Regions from separate parts of the Mus musculus genome. Here region 2 is linked to region 1. The links are chromatin loops, found by intact Hi-C in ENCODE. Cell type or tissue: heart. All regions are shown on one strand. Each heading gives the region's core, and the rest is flanking DNA. Links, peaks and the distances in the headings are about the cores only. Region 1 holds the start of Erc1 (ELKS/RAB6-interacting/CAST family member 1). Region 2 holds the start of Fbxl14 (F-box and leucine-rich repeat protein 14).

Evidence for each region. A loop is a pair of places that touch in the nucleus more often than their neighbours do. Peaks named below come from ENCODE experiments on the same cell type or tissue, not always from the same donor. Only the 100,000 strongest peaks of a DNase experiment are listed, where the experiment ranks them.
Region 2: a loop joins it to region 1, with 2.6 times the contacts of the local background. A loop is called at or near these places in 4 of 42 quality-filtered maps.

What each region holds. Positions count from the first base shown.
Region 1 is chr6:119,844,284-119,852,611 of GRCm38, reverse strand. It overlaps Erc1 (ELKS/RAB6-interacting/CAST family member 1), which reads left to right and starts at 4,462. Exons shown (of 21, transcript NM_053204.2): 1 at 4,462-4,735. It overlaps 3110021A11Rik (RIKEN cDNA 3110021A11 gene), which reads right to left and starts at 4,419. Exons shown (of 1, transcript NR_030776.1): 1 at 3,583-4,419. In heart, for the core only: no CTCF peak of the experiment used is centred there; DNase peaks (open chromatin) are centred at 4,111 and 4,401; H3K4me3 peaks cover 2,967 bases; H3K27ac peaks cover 2,129 bases.
Region 2 is chr6:119,478,645-119,486,972 of GRCm38, reverse strand. All of the region lies in intron 1 of Wnt5b (wingless-type MMTV integration site family, member 5B), which reads left to right. It overlaps Fbxl14 (F-box and leucine-rich repeat protein 14), which reads right to left and starts at 7,305. Exons shown (of 1, transcript NM_133940.3): 1 at 3,087-7,305. The coding sequence starts at 7,113. The coding sequence ends at 5,911. In heart, for the core only: a CTCF peak has its summit at 3,799 (motif pointing left); DNase peaks (open chromatin) are centred at 3,862, 7,242, 7,492, 7,742 and 3 weaker places; H3K4me3 peaks cover 4,358 bases; H3K27ac peaks cover 2,974 bases.

The sequences.
Region 1 (8,328 bases), core at 320-8,319:
TAGCTATTTAGAAAGTTTGTTGTTCTTATTTTTGCTTTCAGTACTGGGTATTGAACCTAGGGCTTCCTGCTTAAGAACCAGCCTTTTTCCAATTTAGGTTTAAAAGCCATCTTATAGTAAAAGACAAACTCGGTTCTCTCTTGTTTATGATTAAACTTGTTTCTCAAGGACTGGGCTATGTCCCACCTGTAACCTTAACTACAGATGGTTCTGCTCCTTGTCTTTGTTTCTAACCATCTTGCAACCCTACCTTTGTTTCAAAAGGTTATATGGCCACCTATGACAACCTTGTTCTGACGACCTGTTGTTATGACTACCTTGTTATGCCCACCTTCCAACCATATCTGTTTCAGAAGGTCTTTAAGACTAACTTGTGGGGGCTGGTAAGATGGTTCAGTGGGTAAGAGCACCCGACTGCTCTTCCGAAGGTTCGAAGTTCAAATCCCAGCAACCACATGGTGGCTCACAACCACCCGTAACGATATCTGACTCCCTCTTCTGAAGTGTCTGAAGACAGCTACAGTGTACTTACATGTAATAAACAAACAAACAAACAAATAAATAAATGTTAAAAAAAAACCCTTTAAAAAAAAAAAAAAGACTAACTTGTTATGATGCTCTGCTCCTGTAGCCCTGTCTACTTTGGAAACCTCTTCCTCCTAAGCTATAAAAAGCCTTGTTTCTTCACATCCAATGCTGACCTCTTAAACCGTGCCTGGGCATCCCCTGTACACAAATAAAAAAGCTTCCTTTAATTAATTTGGCCATGGTGATTTGGGTCAGTGGCCTTTCTCCTCTCATTTTTGGGATTAACACTGCCACTGAGCTACATTCTCTTTTGTTTTGGAAACTGAGTCTCACTCTGTACCCTGAGCTGGCTTCAAACTCATGGTAATCTTGCCACATCAGCCTCCTAAGTGCCGAGACAGTGTTTTTCTCTATAGCTCTGGCTGGCCTATAATTAATTCTGACTAATGTAATGAGCAACTTCTCAAGTTCTTTTGGCTATCTGGATATCTTTGAAGAAATAGTGATTCATATTCTTTTCTCATTTTACAATGTGGATTGTCTTTGTACTATTGAGTTCTAGATATGGAAGAGATCTGACTTACAGATTGTTTTCTCAAGTCCATGCTCCCCTTTCACACGTCTTTAGGTACTTCTCAGCCTCTTTTTATTTTATTTGCAGACTACATAGTGCAGGGTGATTTCATGCTCACATTTTGGCCATCAGAGTGCTGGAGCTATAAATATGAGCCATTATATTCAGGCTTTTCAACTTCTTTGTTAGGGTCTCTATTAGTTGGTTAGTGCTGCCATACCACAGACTGAAGATGGCATCTTTGAGGATTACAATTTCAAAAACTTAATTCAATCCATATAACTCTGTTCTCCAGGCCATCGGATTTATGTCCGCCTCAACTTAAAAATGCATTCTATTTATTCCAAGAGACCATTTACATCCACATGAACTCTAAATTCAAAATCTTATCTAACTAAATACAGGTTAAATGGGGTGTGGTGTCACAAGTCTGTAGTGCCAGCATGTAGGAGGTTGAGGGTTTATAGGGTATCATTTGAGCCTGGTTCAAGACCAGTCTAGGTAATACAGTGAGGTTCCCATGGGGGGCACCTAATAAACATTTCCCCAAATTAAAAACAAACAAAACAAAGCGAGGTTAAATTTATTTATTTATTTATTTGAGGGGGGGGTAGGTTCAAGACAGGGTTTCTCTGTATAGCCCTGGCTGTCCTGGAACTCACTTTGTAGACCAGGCTGGCCTCGAACTCAGAAATCTCCCTGTCTCTGCCTCCCAAGTGCTGGGATTAAAGGTGTGTGCCACCACCACCCGGCTGAGGTTAAATATTCTTAATAAAAAATGTGGAATGTTTCAAAAGCTGAAAAATCCTGACCACCAGTATGGTACACCAGTGGAAATTTTCACATTATAAACTCCTGCTTTATGAACAAACTAAAACTACTGCATGAGCCAGGTGGTAGCAGTGCATGCCTTTAATCCTAGCACTTGGGAGGCAGAGTCAGACTGATCTCTGGGTTCAGGGCTAGCCCAGTCTACAACAGTGAGTTCCAGGATAGCCAGGTCTACACAGAGAAACCCTGTCTTGAAAAACCAAATCCAAATCAAACCAACAACCAAAAAAACTTGCATTAAGTGCCTTTCAGGATATATTTGCTGATAAAGATATACATGAAATAAATTAACTTTGTGTTTTGAATTGGGTTCTGTCCTCGATACCTCCTTAAGTGTATCCTTTTATCTTCTCCCACCCCCAAATTGAAAAACAGAATGGTCCCAGCATTTCAGATAAAAGACATTCTGTCTTTATATTATCTAAACTATATATGAGTGATACTGGAGATGGGTCATCCTGAGGCAAAATCCTCTCTAGCTAAGAAGCAGACCAGTTACACACTTCCAGGATACAAAGCTGGGACATACACAGGACAGATATTTTCATCCCAAAAGAGAGAAACTGGAGAAGAGGAAGGGGACCAGGTGCCAAGCACATACAAATCCCCCGGGGAGTGCCAGGTGTAGTGTCACTTGCTTGCAATCTCATCATTAGGGAGACTGGACCAGCTACTGTTGTGAATTCCAGGACATCCTGGACCATGCATCGAACAGATAAACAAAACCCCCAACAGAGACACATACACCTATAGCAAGGCAAGCGCCTCTTTACTTATTATACAGAGAAGTATCTGGAAAAACAGCCCATAAAGAATGGCTTGAATGGGTGAGTACCTAGATATCTAAGAAATGAAATCTCAATTTCTCAATTTCTCTCTCTCTCTCTCTCTCTCTCTCTCTCTCTCTCTCTCTCTCTCTCTCTCTCTGTGTGTGTGTGTAAGGAACCAGAGTATGACATCAGGTGTCTTCCTCTATTGCCCTCTGCCTTGTTGCCTTGAGACAGGGTCTTTCACTGCATCAGAAGCTCATCTTTTGGGATCAATCTGTCCTCCTTCTGCAGTGCTGGTGTTACAGATACTTGAAGCCATGCCTGGGTTTTATGTGGGTGCTGGGGATTCAAACTTAGGTTCTCCTGCTTGTAGAGCAAATGCTCGTATCCACTAAGTCATCTTCCCAGCCCCAGAAACGAAATCTTTGAAGATTCTTTTCTGGCTGCTGAATAGTCCCGTTTAGCTGCACACTCTCTAACAATTGGCTGTCATATGTTAGATGTACTGAAGGGGAATCAGTTTAGTGTGCCCAAGGAGCTGTAATGACCCAAGTGCATTTTGGAAGGGAACAATTAGAGAATCTGGAAAGGACAAAATATAGTTTGGTGGATGAACGTGAATACTACAGGATGGGGGAAGATGTTAATGGGATTAGGAAGAGTGTAAGCCGGTTAATTATGATGGTGGGAGGTTAGGGATGAGTAAACCGGTGAGTCTTAGCTCCTCTCATCTCAAAGGCATTTCAAATTAGCTTAATAAGCGCTGTGAGTATGGGGATGAGTGTAATTCACACCACCCTTGGATTTTCGGCTTAGAGATAGCTTATCTACATTTTTAAGATTAGTAACTATGTGTTGCCCCCACCTCCGTATTTTTTTTTTTTTTTTTTTTTTGGCTTGCTCTTGACAAAAGGCAAAGGTTGAAATTCAGCAGCAGAAAACTGGGCTGTCTAAAATAAGGTAGCAGCTGCTTTGTAGTTCGCCTTGCTTGGTGTGAGGGCTAAATAAAAAAGGTAACGCGGTGAAGCATTTGGCACAGTACACTGCATGTGGACATCAGGTTCCGCCCACACTCTTCCTCCCTGGAATGATCCTTGCAAAAAAAGCCACCTACTGAGGCGAGGGTCTTTTGCCATGACCGCTTGGACAGCCCAGATGACTCAAGAGTATTATTGCCTTCCACAGCCTCACAGCGCAAAAGCCAAGGGTGAGAGAAGCTAACTTCTCTTGGACAAAGGGTGTCCAGGCAGCCGTGGCTCTAATGACAAGCCCTGAGCTATTTATTTCCTAAGGTGGCGGCCGTCCCAGGGTTCGGGTAACGGGCTTGCCAAGGAAGGGGCGGGGCGACTCCAGGTTTGGGAAAGGCCACTCCACTCCTGGGGCTTCCAGCAGTCCACGTCCTACGGCAAGCAGGAGGAGACAAACGCCGCCCCTCCTCGTCCGCACCTTCCTCGCTCAATATCGCGGCCCGGGCTCCCGGTGGACGCTCGGCCGTGGGTGTGGGTGTGGGTGTGTGTGTGAGGGGCGGCGCTACGTGTGGCGCAACCCTGCCTCGGCACCCAGTTACCTTCGCGGCCTCGGAGCGCCGCACTTGTCGATCCTGGCGCGCGGTCCCGTGGAGCGGCGTAGCGGGGCGCTTCCCAGTGGGACGAGGGAAAGCCCAGCGGCCCGGGAGAGCGGGAGGCGGGGCGAGGGCGCCGCGCGGGCGACAGGGGGTGGGGCTAGGTGTGCGCGGGGGGCGGGGCGTGGTGACGTCGCGGGCGCCGGTCGTGCTGTGGCGGTGGCGGCGGCGGCGGCGGCTGTGGTAGTGTCGGCGGCAGGCTGTCCGGGAAGCAGTAGCAGCAACCGCAGCAGCAGCGGCGGCCCTGAGGAGAGTAAGGCGGCCGCGTCGGCAGCGGCTCGCTCGTCAGGCGGAACCTCGATCTGCCCAGAGGTCGCAGGCGCCGAGGCATTTGTCGTTTCCTACCCGGCTCGGCGCTCCCGGCCCTGGCTGGGCAGGGCAGAGCGCCCCTGGGGAGGGGCGGAGCTGTAGGTGAGGCTTGGGGACCCCTCCCCCTCCTTTTTGGGCCGGGGGTGGGGAGGAGGATGGGGAGGTCGGGAGGGCGGACCCCGCCCCAGCGCACCCGAGCCCACCGGCGGCCGCGCCCTGCGGAGCTCCCGGATTGGGCGGGAGCGAAGGCGCTGGCGGTAAGGATCGCTGCTGGAGGTGGGAGGTGGGGGGCTTCTGGCCCACCGAGAGCCGAGGGTGGGAGGCATGATGTGGGGCTATTGGGGAGCCCTGGAGTTGGGGTGCGGCCAAGGTGGATCGGATGTAAAATGTTTAAGATGATCTTATTATTTTGAACCTGGTTAGATAGAAGAGGAAAGGTTGTATTTCAGATGGAAAATGAGGCATGGATGTCGCCTTGGAGGTAGCTGGAGGGGCTACTGCAGCAGATCTCACATTGCCACTCTAGGGTTTTGGTTCTTTTCTTGGTCAGATGAGTAGAATTCGCTGAGGGAAGAGAATCCCTTTGCGTTGACTTGGGGTTGGTAAATTGGGAGCGCGAGTGAGTGAGGTTTTTACACACAAGAAGGAAGATGTTGGTGTTTAGACAACTTCATTCTATAGCAACCAACCATGAAGGAGTGAGTCTCATTACTCTTAGCCCCTCAAAAGTGCTATCAGCCTTTTCTTTTCCTTGCCCCCCTCAACCCCCTCTCCTGTGCTTGATCTCTTTGTACCATTTTTCATTTTTGAGTTGACCCGTTAAGAAAAGGCCCTGGACTCAGAGTAATAGTTGCAGGTGGTTGTGGCTGATTGCTTTGAGCGAACTGTGAACAGTTCTGTTGGAGATGACTGTATGAAATTGCTTAAGCGTTTAAAGTGCAACTGTCTCTTACATCTTGTTTTTCAATAGACCTTGATACATTTTGCGTTTATTTAATCATTATGTGTGTGTGCCTGGCATACACACGATAGATTACTCCCTCCCTCTTTGAGGTCAAAGGTCAAAGCTTTTGGGACTTGGTTCTCCCACTGTGGATGGCTGGGATCAAACTTTGGTTATTAGACTTGTGACATAAGCACTTTTTTCTGTTGAGTTATCTGGATGTCCCTATTTTTCCGATTCTTCTTCTGTCTCAGCCTTCCAAGTGTGAGATTAGACATGATCTGGCTTTCTTGAAGATCGATTTTATTTTTTTATTTTCAGGTGTACTTACTGTTGTCTCCCCCCCCCCCCCTTTTTCTTTGGTTTTGTTGTTTTCCGAGACCTGATTTCTCAGTGTAGCCCTGGCTATCTTAGAACTCGCTCTGCCCACCAGGCTGGCCTGCTTCTGTCTCCCAAGTGCTAGAGTTAATGGCATGTGCCACCACACCTGGCTTTATTTCAGTCTTTACTAAATATTAAAAAATGAAATAGAAATTGTTCTTTACGTAAGTACCTCCATTTCTAAGGAATATTGTCAGAGTCAAGGGATTTTACAATGTTCTGGTACCCTGTGGGAACATGTATCGTACGTTGTTGGGAGACATTACTAAGGCGAACAGTGTCCATCAGCATTTTACTCTTTACCACAATAAACCTAAGTCTTTTTTGGATTCTTGTTTTCTATTAGATTATTGTAGTCACGTGCCTTATCATTTATGACAAAATATTTCTTGTTAAGAAAATAGGCCATTTGATGGATATATATTGTAATATAATGAGAGGCACAGCACTCAGTAGTTCACTTATAAAAGAAGAGAAACTGCTATAAAATCAAATTTAAACAGCAACTTTCCTAACACTTACCTAATTTACTTGGGGAAGTGTCCAGGGGAGTGCTTTTCTGTAACTCAAGAGAGAAACACATAGGTTAGGTTCAGTAGTTCTCCAACTGACTGTTTTTCATGCTAACTTCATGAACAGACTTTCATCTACCAGAAAAAATAACTACCTGTAGAGAGATTGGTAGGAAACGGAGGCAAAGATAGTTAATTGATAAAGTGTATAGATCAATTTATAGTCTGATGATCTGACTTCCACTTTTGGGCTCCTCAGGCACCTGCACTCATTCACGTCATTCACACTCTCCATCCTTCCTATAACTGAGCATAAAATAAATCTTAAATGTCTTGTAGCAAATGTGGTGGCTCACACCTGTAATTCCAGCTTAGGAGGCTGAGATTGCCTTGAGTTTGAAGCTAGCCTGGGCTACAAAGTGAGTTCCAGCTCTTACTGAGCTACAGTGTAGAATTGTCTTTTTGTTTGTTTTTTTAAATTAAGGTGATTTGCCTCTTATTCCCTGTGCTATACTTGTTGAGTCCACTGAAGTTTTTCTTCATTGCTAAAGTCATAGAGTACTATGTCAGTCTTGTAATTCAGCTTCAAACTAGAAATTTAAAAGTGAAGGTTCTCAGAGAAACAGCCGTTTTATGCTGTTTACACTTTGTAGGAAGGAGGATGGGAGTTGTTGAATGCATTTTTGTATAAGGTATCAGAAACACTGATGGAGAAAGCAGGGAACACAGTGCTATAGGGAATCAAATAAGTCATCGGCTATTTTGAGAGCGATGGGCCATGATTATGTGGAGTATAATTGAATTGTATGGTGCTTGAGGTTCTCCGTGTTTTGGAGTGTGAGTGTCCAGTCCTGGCCTTGCCATTGTGTAGTGTAAGGCATATTGCTGCTTAAGCTTAGGTTGTTTTCCTTTTCAAGACAAGGTGTCTCTGAATAGCACTGGCTGTCCTGGAACTAGCTCTGTAGATTAGGTTGGCTTTGAACTCAGATCCTCCTGCCTTTGCCTCCCAAGTGCTGGGACTAAAGTATGTGCCACCGTGCCTGGCCTTAACCTTAACTTCTTTTTAAAAAAAAAGATACATTTTTATATATGCATATATGTGAGTTTATGTATAGCACATGTATGCAGAGGGCCAGAGGGCATCAGCTCTCTTAGAGCTAAGATATAACATAAACTGTTATAAATTGCCTGATGTGGGTGCTGGGGCAGAACCCATGACTCTTGAAAGAGAATAAATGCTCTTAGCTGTTGAGCCATCTCTCCAGCCCTAATTTCTGAACTCTAACCTCTGCCTAAAGTCTTCTGAAGAATTAGAATAATAGTAATAGTATTTAACCTCTTAGGATGGCTAAACGAGTTAATGTAGTTGAGACTGTTTTGACATATAATTAGCTTGGTAACACCTTTTGAACTTTATTCCTTAAGCATTATTTACTCATTCAGTTCAGATATATATTTTGAAGGCTGGGCGATGTTTCAGTAGGTATAGGCAGTTGTTGCCAGGCTGAACACTTGAGTTCAGGCCGCAGGACCGACATGATAGGAGAGAACTGATTCCTACAAGTTTTCGTCTGGCCTTCACATGTTCACCATACACACATGCACCAGTGCACATACAAATAGAAAATAAATAATGTAATTATTTAAAAAAACACACATATAAAACATTGAGCATGTACTATGTGCCAGGTGTTTTAGGTGCTAAAACTCTAGTAGGGGACAAGGCAGAAAAAAAAGTTGAAATCACAGAGGCTGGAGAGATGGCTCAGTGGTTAAGAACACGGACTGCTTTTCCTGAGATCAATTCCCAGCAACCACATGGTGGCTCACAGCCATCTGTAATGGGGTCCAATGCACCC
Region 2 (8,328 bases), core at 1-8,000, 370 kb after region 1:
TTAAAGTCTGTATCAGCTTCCACTCTGAGGCAGAATTCTCACGTCACCTGCATGGCATCTTATTGACTCTCCAAGTATAAAATTCAAAGCGCCATATCTGCCGGCTATTGGCCAAGCTCTCCAGCACGCCACGCCAGTCCTTCTGATGTCATTGCCCTGAGCTGCTGTGCCTCTTGCTGCTACCACAGACCAGCCCCCTTTTTTGTAACTGAGATGCACTATTTCCCAGTGTCACCGATATCTAAGAAGTTGTTTTCTCATTCAGTGCTGGAAATGGAACCCAGGACCTCAAGCACAGTAGGCCCAGCATGTGCGCTATCGCTGAGTCACACCCCAACCCCCCTCGGCATATAAGGACACGTGGTGCTTGAGCCTTACACAATTCAAAAGTAGAAGAGCAATGAGCTAATCAGAACTGATGCCCAGGGCATGGTGGCTCATGTTATAATCCCAGCAAGGTCTGAGGCCAGCCTGGGCCATATGGTGAATTCCAGGTCAGTCTACGTTAGAGCGAGACCCTGGCTCAGAGAACAACAATAACTAAAAGCAAAACTTTCTTTCCTTGCTTGTAAAGTGAGTACACTCTCTGGGCTAACTTACGGCAGCCAAGATACTGGAAATTGCCGTTTTGTTGGCATAAGGGTTAAGTGGCTCCCTCAGATGCAGATGTACTGTGGCAGTAATGTCACCTCAATGGAAGACAGGGTTTGCAGAGTACCATACATGCTGGGTGGCTACAGGCAGTTCCACCTGGCAAGACCGAAGTGATCCCTGGCAAGGAGGAAGAGGCTGAAACTGATCATTTGGGAACACTTCCAGCACTGTTACAACCCAGAAATACAGGCCGTGCACTTACATCTCACCAGCTGTAAATTACGAAGTCGCCACAGATTTAAATGAGATTTCTTAGCTACTTTGTGAGATTTGCTTTAAAAAGAACTTACCATTTACTGTCGGAACAAGTACGCTGACAGAAATGAGCTGTGTGGCCCCTGCGTGAGCTTTGGTTTGAACGGAGCTGGCTTCCAACCCTGTCCTTTCCTCATTTCCAAAGTCTCACACCTTCTCCAGGGTTGGCAATGGCATAAAATATAGGTCTTTCCTTCCATCAGAGGATCGAATTAGCTCTCTAAAGGAGTGAGGTTTGATGCAGGAAGAGAGGGGATCCCACGACTTCTGGAGCTCCACCCACCTAGGCAGAGCAGAACCAGGATCAGAAGGCAGAGCCTCTTCCTTTCAGACCTGGGAAGGCAGCTGCCAGCTGCAGGAGGCCTTGGCTTTGTTCCAGAGATCTTATCTCTTAATGAAAGGGCTCTTGTTCCCTGAAAACCCAGTGGTCCCTAGGGGCTACAACTTTCTCCTCTGCCTTTGAAAACTTAAGTTCAAAGCTAGGCTTGGTGATGTCTGTACTTTCAGCACTAGGGAGGCTGAAGCAGGAGGGTAGCTTATTCAAGTTCCCAGGACATTGAGTTCCAGGCTAGCCAGGGCTACACAGAGAAACCCTGTCTCGAAAAACCAACCAAACAAACAAACAAAAATAAAACAAAACAAAACAAACAAAAAAACCCATAACGAGATCAACACCCTTCCAGGGAAGCCTCAGGGTTTGGAAGATAGATCATATCTATCATATCTAGTTGTCCTTTTTCTGTGGGGCTATGGGGTGGGTTCCTATGTAGCCCACCCAGGTTGGCTTCCAACTCAGTGAATAGCCAAGAATGGCCTTGAACTTCTGTTGCCCTGAGTATTAGAGGGAGGGGTGGCCGTTTATGTGATGCTGGGGAATGCATCTGAGCTGCACCCCTAGCTCCCACATCCTTAACTTTAAGAAGAAAACTACAATAAAAGAAACATGTATTTTTAATAAGATGTTTATTATAGATTTGAAATTTTTTTTTAAAAAAAAAAAATCCATTTGTTTTCTCTTTAATGGTCCTGGTCCCAACTTTCAGTGTTAGCAGATGTGAAGTGGGCAGTATCCTCCCTGCTGCCTCAAGTGGGGGACGTCCAGATGGACTTCCTGCTCTTCCTGCCTGCCGTGCCTGAGGGGCTCAGCAAGGGGGACAAGTTTACACCACCCCCTAGCAGGTAGCCAGAGGTCCACTGTGACCCTCGGACACTGTAGAAGCTGTCTGAACCCCATTTACAGTTGTATTTATAGACATTAAAGGAAAAGGCTACTGTTGGTGAGACCCCTGAAGAAGTCCTTTTCCAGGTGATTGGACTATAAGGTTTATGATGAATTCATACACACACACACACTACCCCAGTGGCTCTTTTCTCTCTCCTGTGAGACAAGAGTCTTGCTATGTAGCCCTGGTTTACCTTAAAGTAATCCTCTTGCCTTGGCCTCTGTTGGGGCATGAGCTTCCATTCCATGTCCAGCTTTTTCCATTTCTTGTCTCAGTGAATCCTGAGCCTCCAGCCTTCAAAGCCTCTCTCCTGCGACGTGGGCAAGGATCAACCCTTCCTGTACTGACCCGACCCCTACTGTCTTTGAAACAGAAGCTGTACAGGGTACACCCAGCTCCCACTCATTTCTTTGAGGGTCACATCACAGGAAACCAAGATAGAGTCAGCAACCAATCTTCCTGAGAAGGGGGTTAGATTGAATTGTGGCTCCCTCCCTGGTTAGGCGATAGGAGGCAGTTTATGCCCCACTGGAGAAACAGGGAGATGTTTCAGTAGATCGCTTGAAGGGTTAAAAACGTAAAGTACCATGCAAAGCCCACATGGGTTCCCAACGTGTATTCCTCCCCCCCCCCCCCCCGCCCCATTCAGAAAGAAACTAGGCCATGGACACTAAGACCCATGCCATGATCTTAACTTGCAAATACTAATTTATGACCCTTTAAAGACTTACTTTTATTATGTGAGACTTACATGTGTGCCTGTGCACCTGAGTGCAGGTGCCCACAGAGGCCCCTGGAGATGGGGTTACCTGAGACTGGGGGCGCTGGGAGCTCCACGTCAGCCTCCTGCAAGGGCAGCATGCACTCCCACCACCGAGCCGTCTCTCCAGCCCCTTAACCTTACACTTAACAATTAAAACTCAAACAAACAGAAACTGTTGCAGAGTACTGATCGTGGGATTATTTGCTTATCCGATGGAGACTGGTATCGCGGCGTGACTTACAGACCGGACCACAGCGGGACCCTGGGAGCTGGGTGAGATTCCTAGGAAGCAGGCCTGATTCAGACTGCTCTCCAGGATTCCTACTTTTTGTTGTTGCATGCTTTGTCTTTAGGGAATAGAAATCTGTATTGTCCCTAAAGAAAGGGAAGATAGATCTAGTGTGGGACTCAGAGCAGGTTTTGGTGACTTGAGAAAGGAACGGCACAGCTTTTCTGTTGTTCAGGCTTAAAGCTTAGAAAGTGTACAGGACCGTCACACCCTGCAACAACCTGGGTTCCAGCTGTCTGCCGGGAAAGATGGGTTGACCTAGGAAAGATGGGTTGACCTAGGAAACCTGGGTTTCTAGTGGAGAAAGTGACCTCAGAAACAAAGCCCACCAACGTGAACCCAGGGCTGCGACTCGCTCACTCCCGCCTCTGTCCCTCGGCTTACAGAAGTCACAGTGCTGCTTGTCTATGTAGGAGAACTATGCTAACATTGCTGGTATCCATCTATCCGCCCTTAATCCAGCCTGTACCCTTACCAATGGCTCAGTGGCCAGCCTGGGCACTAGAAGGGCTCCAAACGAAAGTGTGCCTTAACTTTGACCAGTCTAAGCCCCAGCAAAGGGTCTGCATGCAGGCAGGCCTGAAGGGGGATGTTAAAGAGCACTGCTGCCCCCTTCCGCTGGACCTGCACACACACAGGAGCACGCAGGACTGGGCCAGCCAGCTAGGACAGCACTTTCAACTTCCCCGGAACAATGGCTGGCTCCCTCTGCGTCTTACTGCGTGTCCCTCACTGTGCACCCAATGTGAGGACACCCCTCCTACTCTCGCATTTCCAGAGCTCAGGACCGGCTTCTTCACAGTTACCCTGGATCTCACCTCTACCACCACCATTCCCAAAAAGAAACTGGCCACTCTGACTCTTCCAAGTCTGGTCTCTTAAAAAAAAAAAAAAGTTTCATTTTCTTTCAGTTTCCATGTTGACAGTTTAAAACCAAAATTTATAGAACTCTCCAGTCTGATCACATTTCTAGAGACAGAACATTTGGATGTCAGTGGTAAATCTTACACAAAAGAAATTCTCAACCATAAACTTACAGCACATGAGCCAGCTGAACTCCACCTTAGTTCCAGTTTCTGTGCACTCCTAACACCTCCCACCTGAGCATGTACCCGACACACAATGCCTTAAAAATAATTCACAGATACAAGGGGGGGATTTTGTGCTTTTTTTTTCAAAAACATACTTCATATTTCCTCTTTTATTATATAAATATCAGTTTAACCTTTTGCTGTAAGAATATAAACGTTTTAAGAGGATCTTTGTTATTTATACAAATTCACAAACAGTACAATTAATTGATAAAGGTCTCTGGGTTTCTCCATGGTCTCTCATGTTGCTGTGGAGGACTCTAAAAAAATAAACAAACAAAATATCCAACAAAAATATACATCCTACTCAAAAGCGATTTGTTTTAAAGCCACAGTCCCAACCCCCCACCAAAATAAAGTCATCTATTCCTCCATTTAGAAACAAAAGTTTTCAAACCCACAAGCTCCCGTTTCGAGAACAGAACTCAGACAGGACATGAAGTTCAGCCTCCTCCCTTCATTCACATAGCCTCAGGCTCTCTGCTGACACGGCTCACTCCCCGACAGGACGGGAAGCCTCACTAGCTAACAGCCTCACTAGCTAACCTCTCGGTGGGAAGACTTGCAAGAGGGTTGGGGTGGGGCATAATTTGCATATATAATACTCCTCTTCAAGACTCAAATCTGCATCTCAAACAAACAAACAAAAAGGAAATTCTGCTCTCATTTCTCCCATACATTTGTGCTATAAATTAAATCAATATAGAAACATGGTTGGGTCATCAAAGCCCAATAGACTGGGGGTGGGGTGGGGGGTGGGGTCGTAGCCAGGATGCGGAAGTGGGGCACATTGGGTACAGGGAGGTTGGGAAGAAGCCAAAACCAAAAACAGATACAAACCCAGTGGGCATCTTTCCAGTCTAGGCACAAAAATGTTTCAATCTCAAAATATCTCTCTTGTAGAATTCCAGGGCTTAAGAGAAAAAAGTAAACTAAAACGAGGTAGCCAGACATATATATATATACATACACACACACACACACACATATATATATATATATATATATGAGAATATACTCAGCAGAAAGAAAAAAGAACAATGATTTCAAATTTCTTTGAAAACTAAAAAGGAAGCAGATAAAAAACAAAACAAAAAAACAGAACAAGAACAAAACCAGAACCGAAGTGAGTTGCAGATACCAAAGGGGCAGCGATGAGAGGAGACTGGCTACAAAGTGGATGAGAAGGCTGTTCAAGTCGGGCTTGCTTTCTACACGTTTGGAATTAAAAGCCAGATCACAGTATCCAAATGAAAGTGTAAGTGAAGGCAGGCATCTTTCCTCAACTCCTCGGGGTTGAAACGACTAGTCCCTCCCCGCCCCCACCCCATTTCCAAATGCAGTGCCCCAGGATACAGTTGTCGGTGGCTGAAAGTCTCCATACCCTGCAGAAGAGTGGGCAGAGAAACAGCAGGGTCCATCTCTCCCCTCACTGGGAAAGGAGAGTGGGTAGAGGGAGCAGAACAACTCCAGACGCAGTGGAGAGGGGCGCCAGACTAGGAGAAGAGAGCCCAGGCTTCCGTCATCGCCCCACCGCGGCCACTGCCCTGAACGTGTAAGTGCGCGCGTGAGTGTGCGGAACAGTGGTGGTCCTGGGATGAACAGGGCGGGGCGGGGGAACTGGAACTGCCGCCCTCACCTGACCTTCTCACTGTCCGTCATCTGCCAAAGTCCCAGGTTAAGTACCTTGAGGCAGGGCAGCTGCGTGATGCGCTCCAGGCCGCGCTTGGTGATCCTGGTGCAGCCGTACAGATCTATGCCCGTGAGCTGGCTCAGGTGCTCAGCGATCAGCTCCAGGCCCTTGTCCGTGATGCGCACACACTGTCCAATGTTGAGCGTGCGCAGCCCGTGCATCTGCCGCACCATGCGGTTGATGCCATCGTCACTGATATGGCAAGAGCAAAGGGAGAGGGACTTGAGGCCGTCCAGTCCCTGGGCTATGTACGCCAGACTCTGATCTCCCACCTTGTCACAGAACGACACATCCAGACCGGAAAGGCGCAGGCTGCCCATGGCCAGATGCATGATGCCGGTGTCGCTGATGTTGTCGCAGGAGCGCAGGTTCAGGCTGCGCAGGCTGCCCATGTGCGACAGGTGCAGAAGGCCCGCGTCCGAGATGCCGCCGCAGAAGCTGAGGTTGAGGAGCCGGAGGCCCGTCAGCCCTCGCGAGATGTGCTTCAGGGAAAGATCCGTGAGTTTCTGGCAGTCCTGAAGAGTGAGCTGCTCCAGGCCCAGGCAGCCCTCGGCAGCGCTGCGCGTCATGCCGGCCAGGTGCCCGATGCCCACATCCGAGAGGTGGCGACAGCTGCGGAGATTAAGGCTCTTGAGGCGCTGCAGCCCCCAGGCAATGAGCAGAAGGCCGGTGTTGGTGATGTTGCTGCAGCCCCCCAGCTCCAGCACCTCCAGGCCCTTGAGGTACTGGGCTATGCGGCCCAGGCTGCTGTCGGTGATCTGCTTGCAAAGGCTCAAGTTGAGAGCGCGCAGCGAGCCGATCTCCTGCACGAACGCGTGGCCCAGGCCGTTGTCGGTGAGGTTGTAGCAGCCGCTGAGGTTGAGGCTCTCGATGTTCGCCATGCCCTGGATCACGTAGCTGAGGCTGCGGCGGAGGCTGAGGATCTGCACGCGGCGGATGCCCCGGGCCTGCAGGCTGGGGAACAGCGACGGGTTCGCCCGGCGCAGGTGCAGCTTGGCCTCCACGCCCCGCCACACCGACTTGTGGTAGGCGGCGTCCCGCCAGGCCGTGCACACCTGCGCCGCGCGACCCTTGTCTCGGACGTCCAAGTAGCCGAAGATCATGGCCAGCAGCTCGGGGAACAGGCACGAGATGTGGGTCTCCATCTTCCTCCCGCCGCTACGCCGCGCCGGGTGCAGGAGGCGCGGGCGCCGCCGCCGCCCCGGGAGGCGCCGAGAGCGGCCCGCCGCGGGCCAACGGCCGCCCCTCCCCGCCTTCCGGCCGGGCCGCCGCTCCTCCTCCCGGCGCGTCCGAGCGGCGCTTCCTTCCTGCCGCCCTTCCCGCCCCCGCGCGGCCGCTCGGGCCTCACATCCCGGCCGGGGCGGGCGCCGCGTCCGCGCCCGCGCGCCGCCCCGCGCCCTGCGGCATCCCGCGCCCGGCCGCGTCGCTGCTGCGCGCGCCGGCGAGGCCCGGGCCGGGCGCTCGGGCTGCGGACGGCTTCCTGCTGCCTTTGTCTGCCGTCCGCGGTTCAAACTGCCCAGCCCCGGGCTGCTCGCACTCGGCCGCTGCGCGGGGGGACTCTGGGGCCGCCGCGCGCCGCTCCTCCCCCGCCTAAGTCGCGCGGGTCCGATTCACGGCCGCGGGCGGCGGGACGCGGCGAACTCACCGGCGTGATCGGGCCTGCGCCCTAGGAGCCGGCCAGCCGCGCTGCGCCCTCCGCGTCCTCCGCGCCGGCTCCCCCGCTCAGTGGTACGCGCCCGCGCCGCCGGAACTGGTGGAGCCGTTTCCTTGGAAACCGGGCTCTGCCCTCGGCCGCGGAGGCTTAACCCCATGCGCGCCGGGATGGCTGGCGGCCTCGCCGCACCGTGCAGCCCTAAAGAGCGCCCGATGGCCCACGGGCTGCTCCCCTCGGTGTCCACGCTTACTCCACGCCCTCTCCCGCCCGCATACTTCATCCTCTCTTGCCCGCATATTCCATCCCCTCTAGCCCGCGTTACTTCTCAGAGCGCCTTTAACCATCTCACCACACCCACTGCCCCAGTCGGGCGGCCTTCCCACCATTCCTTTCTCTTTAGTAGTGAGTCTTAATTTGGTGGAGAAAGTGGCTTTTAGTCAGCATAGTTTGACAGCTCTCGTTCTAGAAATTTCTGGAAGTTGTCCAGTGTGCCTGCCTTCCACAATCTTGTTGTTTCCATACACCCATGTGAGTTCCTTTCCCTTTCAACTTTGTGTCAAAACTTCCCACTGCTTCTGCCCCTGCCTTGCGCTCTAACCTACACCAGGTTTTGTCTTTTTCCTCGGCCACTTAGACTGTAGATTGCACGGCCCAGCTGTACGGATACCTAATACATCTGTATGTGCTGACACACATACACTCTTTG